Regions from separate parts of the Homo sapiens genome. Here region 1 is linked to region 2. Evidence: read pairs that join two places in POLR2A ChIA-PET (ENCODE). Cell type or tissue: PC-3. All regions are shown on one strand. Each heading gives the region's core, and the rest is flanking DNA. Links, peaks and the distances in the headings are about the cores only. Region 1 has its middle 7.0 kb from the start of USP30. Region 2 overlaps CORO1C (coronin 1C).

The links. Peaks named below come from ENCODE experiments on the same cell type or tissue, not always from the same donor. Only the 100,000 strongest peaks of a DNase experiment are listed, where the experiment ranks them.
Region 1: POLR2A ChIA-PET joins it to region 2 with 6 read pairs; 1 of 35 experiments calls an interaction of 5 or more read pairs at or near these places.

Annotation. Positions count from the first base shown.
Region 1 is chr12:109,042,898-109,048,285 of GRCh38, forward strand. It overlaps a transcript of USP30 not described here. Among named protein-coding and RNA genes, the nearest start is that of USP30, 7.0 kb to the right of the region's middle. In PC-3, for the core only: no CTCF peak of the experiment used is centred there; a DNase peak (open chromatin) is centred at 4,394; H3K27me3 peaks cover 2,500 bases.
Region 2 is chr12:108,693,457-108,698,844 of GRCh38, forward strand. The region is part of intron 2 of CORO1C (coronin 1C); the gene reads right to left. Among named protein-coding and RNA genes, the nearest start is that of CORO1C, 35 kb to the right of the region's middle. RefSeq lists enhancers at 94-606, 1,391-1,450. In PC-3, for the core only: no CTCF peak of the experiment used is centred there; DNase peaks (open chromatin) are centred at 1,555 and 3,145; H3K4me3 peaks cover 619 bases; H3K27ac peaks cover 4,797 bases.

The DNA of each region.
Region 1 (5,388 bases), core at 70-5,069, 350 kb after region 2:
CAAAGTAGCAGGATACAAAGAAAGTCAATACACAAGAATCCATTGCATTTCTAGATACTAACAATGAATAATCTGAAAAAGAAGTGACAAAAACTATTTCATTTACAATAGCACCAAAAAGAATGAAATACTTAGGAATTAACCAAGGAAGTGAAAGACTTTTACAATGAAAATCACAAAATATTGCTGAAAGAAATTAAAGAAGACATAATGGAAACACATCCCAAGTCCATGGATTGGAAGAATTAATATCGTTAAAATGTCAATACTACCCAAAGTGATCTGTAGAGTAAATACAATCTCTGTCAAAATCCCGTTTACTTTTTGAAGAACTAGAAAAACCCATTCTAAATTCGTGTGGACTCTCAAGGGACCCCAAATAGCCAAAACAACCTGAGAAAGACAAGCTAGGCTGAAGGACTCACTCTTTCTAATTTCATAACTTACTACAAAGCCACACTAATCAAAACAGTATGATACTGGCATAAGATAGGCATATAGACCAATGAAGCCCAAATACAAACTCTCTGGTATATGGTCAAAATGACTTTTGACAAGAGTACCAATACGATTGAATGGGAAAAGGACAGTCTTCATCAAATAGTTCTGGGAAAACTGGATATCTATGTGCAAAAGAATGAAGTTGCCCCTTACCTAACAACACATACAAAAGTTAATTCAAAATGGGTAAATACCAAAATGCAAGACCTAAAATGATAAAACTCTTGGAAAATAATATAGGGCAAAACCTTTGTGACATTGGATTTGGCAGTGATTTCTTGGATATGACACCAAAGACACAGGCAACAACAACAAAAAATTGGCAAATTGGACTTCATGAAAATTTAAAACTTTTGCGCATCAAAAGACACTATCAAGAGTAAGAAAGCAACCCACAGAATAGGAGGATATCTTTGAAAAATTTTATATCTGATAAGAAATTAATATCCAGCAATTTCAGGTTGGGTACATATCCAAATGCATTGAAAGCAGGATCTTGAAGAGATATTTGTATATACCCATGTTCATAACAACATTATTCACAATAGCTAAAACATAGGTAGCAACCCGTGTCCATCAACAAAAGAGTGGATAAGCAGAATGTGGTATACAATGAGGAATAGTGTTCAGCCTTAAAAAGGAAGGAAATTCTGCAATATGCCACACCATAAATGAACCTTGAGGACATTATGCTAAGTGAAGTAAGCCAGACACAAAAAGACAAATTACTGTATGATTCCACTTATGTGAGATACTTAGAGTAGTTGAATAAATAGAGACAAAATGTAGAATAGTGGTTGCTAGGAACTGAGGAGCGTGTAGAATGAGGAGTTACTGTTTAACAGGTACAGAATTTTAGTTTTGCAGATGGAGAGTTCTGGAGATGGATGGTGGTGATGGTTACACAACATTATGAATGTCTTTCAATACCACTGAACTGCACACTTAAGAATGGTTGTCCAGACATGGTGGCTCACGCCTGCGATCTGAGCAGTTTGGGAGGCTGAGGTGGGAGGATTGTGTGAGGCCAGGAGTTTGACACCAGCCTGGGCAACATAGTGAGACCCCATCTCTACAAAAAAAGAAAAATCAGCCAGGCACAAAGGCTCGTGTCTGTAGTCCTAGCTACTCGCGAGGCTAGGGTGGAAGGATCATCTGAGCTCTGGAGTTCAAGGCTGCAGTGAGCTGTGATAATGCCACTGCACTCCAGCCTGGGCAACAGAGTGAGACTCTTTCTCTAAAAATAAAAATAAAAAAAAGAATGATTAAGATGACAAATTTTATGTTATATGTACTTTGCCACAATAAAAAAAAATGGAAAAATCCTCTCAAATGCTGTAATAAATATGTTTATTCTTCTACATATGTGATACTTTGTCACTGAGTATGCAGATTTGTAATTCTGATAAACATCCAAATTGCTCTACCTATACCTCTCACAGAGATACCCAAGTTTTCCTGTTTACCCATATACCATCATCATTATGTTATCACACTTTTTCATGCTTTATTAATCTGATGGGGGAAAAAATGTTTTCTGATTATAGTTTTAATCTGCATTCTTTTCATTACCAAGTAAGGTCAAACATCTTTTTTTTTTTTTTTTTTTTTTTCTGTTACCCAGGCTAGAGTGCAGTGGCGCAATCTCTGCTCACTGCAACCTCCGCCTCCCGGGTTCTAAGCGATTCTCCTGACTCAGCCTCCTGAGTAGCTGGGATTATAGGCATGTACTACCATGCCTGGCTAATTTTTGTATTTTTAGTAGAGACGGGGTTTCACCATGTTGGCCAGGCTGGTCTTGAATTCCTGACCTCGGGTGATCCACCCGCCTCGGCCTCCCAAAGTGCTGGGATTACAGGCGTGAGCCACTGCGCCCGCCCAAACATCTTTCCAAAGGGATAAGAGGTACTTATGTTCCATTTCCTATCCTCTCTTTAGCCCATTCTCAGGTGTTAATGAGATCCCAGCTAAAATCAGGGCTGGGTTGCTCCATATGCCCAGGCAGTGTCTTGAAACCAACAGAAATGTGGGGTGCAGATCACAGTGGGGGTGGGGGGTGATGGTCCCAGCCTGAGGGCTCAGGTCGGAGGCAGAATTGTCCAGCTTAAGACACAGGCCTTAGAATCACACAGACCCGCCTGCCATACTGTCTGGTCACAAACCCACAGTATGACCTTGGCCAAGTCAATTCACTTCTCCGGGCTTTAGCTTCCTCTTCTATGAAATGGGATTTTAATAGAACCCACTAGGAGGGGCTGTTGGGAGGATGAAACAGGGCAGTGCATGTAGGTACCTAGCATGGGGTCTTGTCGGTAACAAGTTTTGGCAGGTGGTTGCAATCAGTATGTTTCAGGTGAGGAAACTGTGACCCCATTGTACCAGTCAGGGTTCTCCAGAGAAACAGAATCAATAGAACGCGTGTGTATGTGTGTGTATGCACACGTATAGATCATATAGATACAGACATAGACACATAGACGTAGAACTAGACATAGCTATACATGTAGACATAGATATAGATATAGGAGTGAGCCTTAAAGAATTGGCTCACACAGTTGTGGAAGCTAGCAAGTCCAAAATCTATAGAGTGTGCCAGAAAGCTGGAGACCTATGGAAAAAGCCAGTGTTGCAATTCAGGCAGTCTGCAAGCAGAATTCCCTCTTATTCTTCCCTCTTGCTTGGGGGAAGTCAGTCTTTTTTTTTTTTTTTTTTTTTTTTTTTTAGATGGAGTCTCACTCTGTTGCTAGGCTGGAGTGCAGTGGCGCGATCTTGGCTCACTGGAACCTCCGCCCCCCCGGGTTTAAGTGATTCCCCTGCCTCAGCCTCCCTAGTACCTGGGACTACAGGCACATGCCACCACACCTGGCTAATTTTTATTATTATTATTTTGTATTTTAGTAGAGACAGCGTTTCACCATGTTGGCCAGGATGGTCTCGATCTCCTGACCTCGTGATCTGCCCACCTCAGCCTCCCACAGTGCTGGGATTACGGGCGTGAGCCATTGCACCCAGCCCAGTCTTTTTTTTTTTTTCTTCCTCTTCAGGCCTTCAATTAATTGGATGAGGCCCACCCACTATTTGGAGGGCAAGCTATTTTACTCAAAAGTCCACCAATTTAAATGTTAATCTCATCCAAAAACCATCTCACAGAAACATCCAGACTAATGTCTGACCAACTATCTGGCCACTTTGGCCTAGCCAAAGTTGACAATTAAACTTAACCATCACACCCAGGGAAAAAGATGAATTGCCTAGGATCACATAGCCAGCCAGCTGGAAGGTCTGTTTTGTTGTTGTTGCTGCTGTTGTTGTTGTTGAAATGGAGTCTCACTTTGTCGCCCAGGCTGGAGTGCAGTAGTGCGATCTTGGCTCACTGCCACCTCCACCTCCCAGGTTCAAGCAATCCTCCCACCTCAGCCTCCCGAGTAGCTAGGATTACAGGTGTGCGCCATCATGCCCAGCTAATTTTTGTATTTTTAGTAGAGACGGGGTTTCACCATGTTGGCCAGGCTGGTCTCGAACTCCTGACCTCAGGTGATCCACCCGCCTGGGCCTCCCAAAGTGGTGGGATTACAGGGGTTGAGCCACTGCGCCCGGCCAGCTGGAAGTTTTGATCCAGACCTCAAACCAAAGATTTTTTATTTCATTGACTAGGGTGACCACGTATTTGGAGACAGTCTCAGTTCAACACCTGTGGTCCCAGCATAATTCTTAGTAAAACCACCTTTTACTCCTCCAACGGGTTTAGTGTGAACAACAGAGGTGGATGCATTTTTTTTTTTTAACCGAGGAAACCCTTCTTATGTTCATTCAACATTTATTCACCTAAGAGACGATGTTTACCCTACACTTCATCCTCTTCTGGCCTTGAGGTCAACCCACAAACTTGTCTGGGGAGAAGGGTGAATCAGTGCTAAGAATGTGCTGCCAACATAATTGAGACCATGGTCAGCGGATCAATGGGAAAAAACAAGAGCTACAACAAACAGTTCTGACATGCTGTGTGAGGTGGAATTTAAATGATTTTGAGACATTTATTATTGTTTTGTTTTGGCCCCCAAAACAACCGCATGAGGAAAAAATAAACAGAAATCTTGTGAGTGTTTGAATCTTTCTGTGTTTATTCTTTCTACCTGTGGACAAACACAAATACATTATACATGTTCATGTGAAAGCATCTTGTTTTTCCAGACCGGACACTAAGACCCAGCGCTGAGGACAAAAGGAAGCAAGCTCTGCATATTTGAAGTGTTGCAAACTAGGGTCCATCCTCTGGGCCAGCCCTCTCCTCTAGTGACTTACTCAGAGTGTGTTGGGTAAGTGTGGCATTTAAAGAGAGGGTACTTTGGGAGGCCAAGGTGGGTGGATCACTTGAGCCCAGGAGTTCGAGACCAGTCTGGGCAACATGGTGAAACCCTCTGCCTCTACAAAAAATACAAAAAATTAGCTAGACTAATTTTAGTATTCACCCAGCCAGCTAAAGTGGTGGTTCTCAAAGTGCAGTCTGCAGGCTCCCTAAGGGTGCTCAAGACCCTTTTAGGAGGTTCACTGGGTCAGAATTTTTCATAATAATACTAAGCCCTTCCCATTCCCATTCACTCACCAGTGTATCTCGGAGTTTTCCAGAGGCCGTACAATGAGTGATGTGATCATGGGTCTGACGTCTAATAGAATGCCTACTTTTTTTTTTTTTTTTTTGAGACATGGTCTTGCTCTGTTGGCCAGGCTGTGTGGTGGAGTGCAGTGGCACAATCATGGCTCACTGCAACCTCTAACTCCTGGGCTCAAGCAATCCTCCCACCTCAGCCTCCCAAGTAGCTGGGACTAGAGGTGTGTGCCACCAAACCCAGCTAAATTTTGTATTTTTGTAGAGACAGGGTTTCACCA
Region 2 (5,388 bases), core at 134-5,133:
ATGATTCTAAAATATAAAACAGTGCTTATTCTAGTTCTTTTCCCCATAACAATCAAGGAAAATACCAATTTTGCCAAATTCACACTGAAAGTGAAAGAAAGGGTCAAGAAATGTAGGATTTTCTACCAAAAAGCTATCCTTCAGCTTCTTTTGACTCATAATGTTAGTTCACACTATGCATAAATGATTTGTTTATCTTCCAATCAAACATTCTATTTCTGCAATACTACAAAAATCCACCTAAACTAGACATCCTGGAGTCTGAAGGAGGAATGTGCCTACCACCTACTTCTTTGCCCTCCTAGGGACAGAGCCCCTCTACTAACTTAACAGTTTAAAAGTTGGGTTGGCTCCTCTTCTGTTTCATCTTTAGCTCCTACGCAGAGGAAAAAAAAAAACCTGAATTCAAACCGAACCTTCTCTGTGATGTCTTCCTTACCTTCTAAGCCTAGGGTGAAACTATCTCTCACACCCCAGTGCTAAAGCACTTCATGCACAAAGCACCCCCCTGGAGAGATCAAGCACAGTTGTTGAAGCTTCTTAAAAGCAAGAACCTAGCCGGGTGTGGTGGCTCACGCCTGTAATCCCACTTTGGGAGGGCAAGGCAAGAGGATCAGGAGTTCGAGACCAGCCTGGCCAACACAGTGAAACTCTGTCTCTACTAAAAATATAAAAATTAGCCGGGCATGATGGTACACACCCGTAGTCCCAGCTACTCACGAGGCTGAGGCAGGAGAAGTGCTTGAACCTGGGAGGTGGAGGCTGCAGTGAGTCAAGATCGCACCACTGCACTCTAGCCTGGGGAACAGAGCAAGACTGTCTCAAAAAAAAAAAAAAAAAAAAAAAAAGCAAGAACCCACCACAGGTCGCTGCACATGCAGGCACTAAGGAATGAATATGTGAATGAATGAATGTGATTTTTCTAAAGTACTGTGTTAAATTTCACAAACATTTAAGCAATAGTTAGCTCTTTATATGTACTCTGGTAATATTACTGATAATATTTTTCAAAATCTCAATATGTAATAAGTTCATTGTAAAAAAATATTTTTAAGTGCAGGTAATTATAAAGAAGAAAATAAAACATCACTTTTAGTCCCATCAATGTTAACATTGCACATTATTTCCTAAAAACTAATAACACAATTGAAGTTAAGTACGAGATAATGACTATGATCTTATAACACATTTTTTAGGTTATATGAAGGTACCATGGAATACAGGATAACAAAATCTTGCCATATAGCTTTCTCTTGCTATTGAAAGGAATCCCTCAATTATTCACTTAGGACTTAAGAATGTTTATATGTATATAGATATTATATTTCTACGTAGATTTTTTTCTTAAAGGCTAGGTGGAAATATAGTGTTCAAAACTACCAGAAAGCCTTTTAAGTCACTCTGAATTACTCATATATGAATTGTGTGAACTAACATTATGAGTCACGTAATACAGTCTAAGAATATATGTATTAGTTATCAACTGCTGATTAACAAGTTATCCTAAAATTCAGCTGATTAAAACAATAAACATTTATTACTCACACAGTTGCTAAGGATCAGGAATTCAAAAACAGCTTATCTGGGTGGCTCTGGCCCAGGGTTTTTCACGAGATAGTGTCAGCCAGGGCTGCAGTCACCTGATGGCTTTACTAGGGCTGCAGGATCTACTTTCAAGATGGCTCATCACATGGCTGGTTGAGCTGGTGCTGGCAGTCATCAGGAGGTCCTATGGACCTTGCCACAGAGCTGCTGGAGTATCCTCACAACATGGCAGCTCCAAAAGAGACAAAGTAGCAGCCAGTGGGCTTTTATGACCTAGTCTCAGAATTCACACTCCATCAATTCCACCATACCCTATGGTTACACAGGCTAGCCCTATTCAGTGTTGGAGGCCACCTACCACAATATAGTAAGGCAAGTTTTTGGAGAACCTGCACAAAAGGCTACCATATACATAGCCACCCAGTTTGCATCCTCTATCCAAGTGAGTCAAGAGATCAAGAGCATATAATTCTAACCATTCCCTCCGTTAAGTGAATAATAATTTTAATAATGTGATAACGCAGGCTGTGGTACCAGTGGTATGAAGAAGCAACTAAGAGAACCCAATGGATGAGTTCCTCTGTTTCAGTAAATAATCAAAGGCAACATCTGAGCTGGATAATGAACAGGAAGAAAAGACCACCAAGTATCATCATTAGTGGAATACTGACTGAAATGAATCAAGATCTCTTCCTCAACCAACATGACAGAAACATTCCAAAGCTGCCTTCATCAACCTAGGTTCTATAAGAAATTAAAGTCCTAATGCTCTAATATATGCTATTATAGGCAATGAGCTCTTAATCCTATGCATCTAGAAGACTGGCTATGTATCACCCTTGGGAGAACTAAAAAAAAAAAAAAAAAAAAAAAACAGTCTTTCAAATGATTTTCTGTAGAGCTAAATTCTTTCATAAAACCCTACATGAAAAACTGCAAAATGAGTTGAAAAATTGTTCACAGACATAAATAAAGCAAGATCCCAAATATTCCCACACACAGCTCCTAAAATAAATGGGAGAAACACAGTTGTGTATAAGAAAGTACCACACAGCTACAACAAAGGAGCCCATGGGAGAGAAGAAGAGATCATGACCCAAAAAGCTAACAGAGACCTGGCCATACCCATCCTATCCTGGCCAGAGCAGCATTCTTGTCCCAGGTAGTTTCTGTGAGGGTGAAATCAGCTATCATTCCAATTCACCAAAGTTGCTTCACAGTATTTCACAATACTCAAGGAAGGAAGGGAGAAAGAAAGCAACTTGGGAAGACAGGAGCCATCTAGTTCGCATCCTCCAGCCAAGAGAATGTCAAGAGATCAAGAGCATATAATTCTTACCGATTCCTCCCCCTCTTACTTGTTTAAGGCAGGATTTACAGGCTTGTTGTGATATGAAGTGTGTCGGGGGGAGGGAGGGGACGGGGGGGTTGTATGTGTATCTATCCAGAAACACTGGTGTGTATGAGCCCTCCATGGTTCACAATAGGGAGGGAATGTCTCAGTTCTATCTACGTCACGAGTGTGGCTACTCCACAAAGGAAAGGCTTATTCATGCCAACGTGGTAGATTACACAGAGGGCTGAAAACCTGTGTGCTCTTGAGACAAGGCAGCTTGTGCAGTTGTGGCAAGAAAAAAAAGTATTCCTCATAGCCAAAACCACAAAGCCAACTTATGTTCAGCAAGACTGCTATTATTCATCCTCTGAAGGACTAAAGAATAAGTAAATGCACTAAGCCACACCTTGAAAAGTCATGGCAGAGTGGCAAGCCACAGCTTGATGGAAGCATTACAAAAGAGAGTGGGAATCACGTGTGCTAATCTAAATCAACCCACCTCAGGACTGAGGACTTTCTATATTCCTCCGGCAGTGACCTCTTCAAAAATCCCACTTTCCCTAATAAAACCTTCCTAACAAACACCTCATAAACCATATGCTTAAAATAAGCATACATTCATTCTTAAGTGTGCTGCTTGCTGCATATGTGTGTGTCTTTGTATATGCATGTGCTTTGATGTATTTATCCCTATTACTCTTTTCACTTCAGATTTTAAGTCCTGGAAGACAGAAACCATGTCTAACTTATTTTACATTCTCCCAGAATCTAACCACAAGCCTCATGAGGTTGCAATAAGAAGCCTTATTTACTGCTGACACTAAATAGCTTTCAAAAGAAATTCATGGAAAACCATGTTTTCAAATGGGAGCCTTTCTGAAAGGGTCATAATCCACCTTAATTCCAACGTGTACATATTCAGTATTATTATGTACAGAGTCCCAAACGCATCACCAAAACTAACCTGCCTGTCTATAACCAGAAACAAAAAAGGGAAAACATTCTCAGAAGCCCATGAGATAATTATTAAAAGCCATACCCATCTTTTAAGGTTCGTGTTTAAAATCATGCCAGGCTGCTATCAACATGTATTGGAGCCTAACACACATCTAAACATCATTTCTTGCTATCTTGATTTCAAACATAACTTCATATTATAATTGGGAATTTAGTTTTTCTTTGCCTTTAAACCAAAGCAACACCTCATGATAAAACTATTTCATAGTTGCCAAGACACTAAAGTTGTAGGAGTCTCTTTTCCAGGGTAAAGAGCCCTAGTATTACAAAGCCCTGTACTGAAAAGGGATTAATGGGTTCACCATGTAGTTGGAGTCCCCATCATATTTCTTCTTCGAGGCTGTACTTCTAATGAGGAGACAAACACCTCAGTACCAGCAATCTGCCAGGATGCTTTCTTAGACACAAGTGCTCCTGGAGGGCACAGATGCTGGCACACAGCAGGTACTCTGCTTACAGACAATCAAACCAACTAATCGTATATGAAGACTCACTCATATTGTGTAAACAATCAAATATCAACTGTAAAATGTATAACCATTATTCAAATATTCATGACTATACCAAAATTATAAGGTAGACATCAAGAAGGCAGTCAGCCCCATAGAGAAATGTAGGTTTTCTGATAACATGGAAGATCATTCTATTTTCTACCAGCTACTGATGCCTGGTAACCAGCCAGCATCTCAGGTAGGAACAGCAACTTAGAAGAAAAAAAAGGCAAGTGTCACCTGACACTCCAGGGCTCACGGGCCAAGCCCTGCCATAGCAGATCCTACTGAGAACTACCTAGGCACATGACTGTCATGAGGGACCACAGGACCACTCCTCTTTGCTGGGCTCAGCTTTGCCTTAGTGAAAAAGCAGCCAGGAGTAAAAAGGCATCTACTTGCCAAAGTTATACATTGAATTAGGGGGACAAAAATGGAACAAAACTGTTTTCTTTGCTGAATTTTGAGTACACACCAACTGCACTGGAAATCACTTCATAGCTGAGAACCATGGAAGGTGAGAAGCATTTCTGACATGATCTAGAATTTCCAAGGCAGAAAATAACTTTTTTTTCTTTTTGAGACGGAGTCTCACTCTGTCGTCCAGGCTGGAGTGCAGTGGCACGATCTCAGCTCACTGCAACTCCGCCTCCCGGGTTCAAGTGATTCTCCTGCCTCAGCCTCCTGAGTAGCTGGGACTACAGGTGTGCACCACCATGCCCGGCTAATTTTTGTATTTTTAGTAGAGACGAGGTTTCACCACGTTGTCCAGGCTGGTCTCGAACTCCTGACCTCAGGTGATCCGCCCGCCTCAGCCTCCCAAAGTGCTGGGATTACAGGCATGGGCCACTGTGCCCGGCCAGAAAATAACTTTTATACACAGCTGCTTATGTTACAGAGAGAGAAACAGAGGAGCGGAAGGATAAAGAGACACATCCACGTCCCACTACAAGTCAGTGACTGAGCCAGGACTGAACTCCACAGCTCATCAATTCCCAG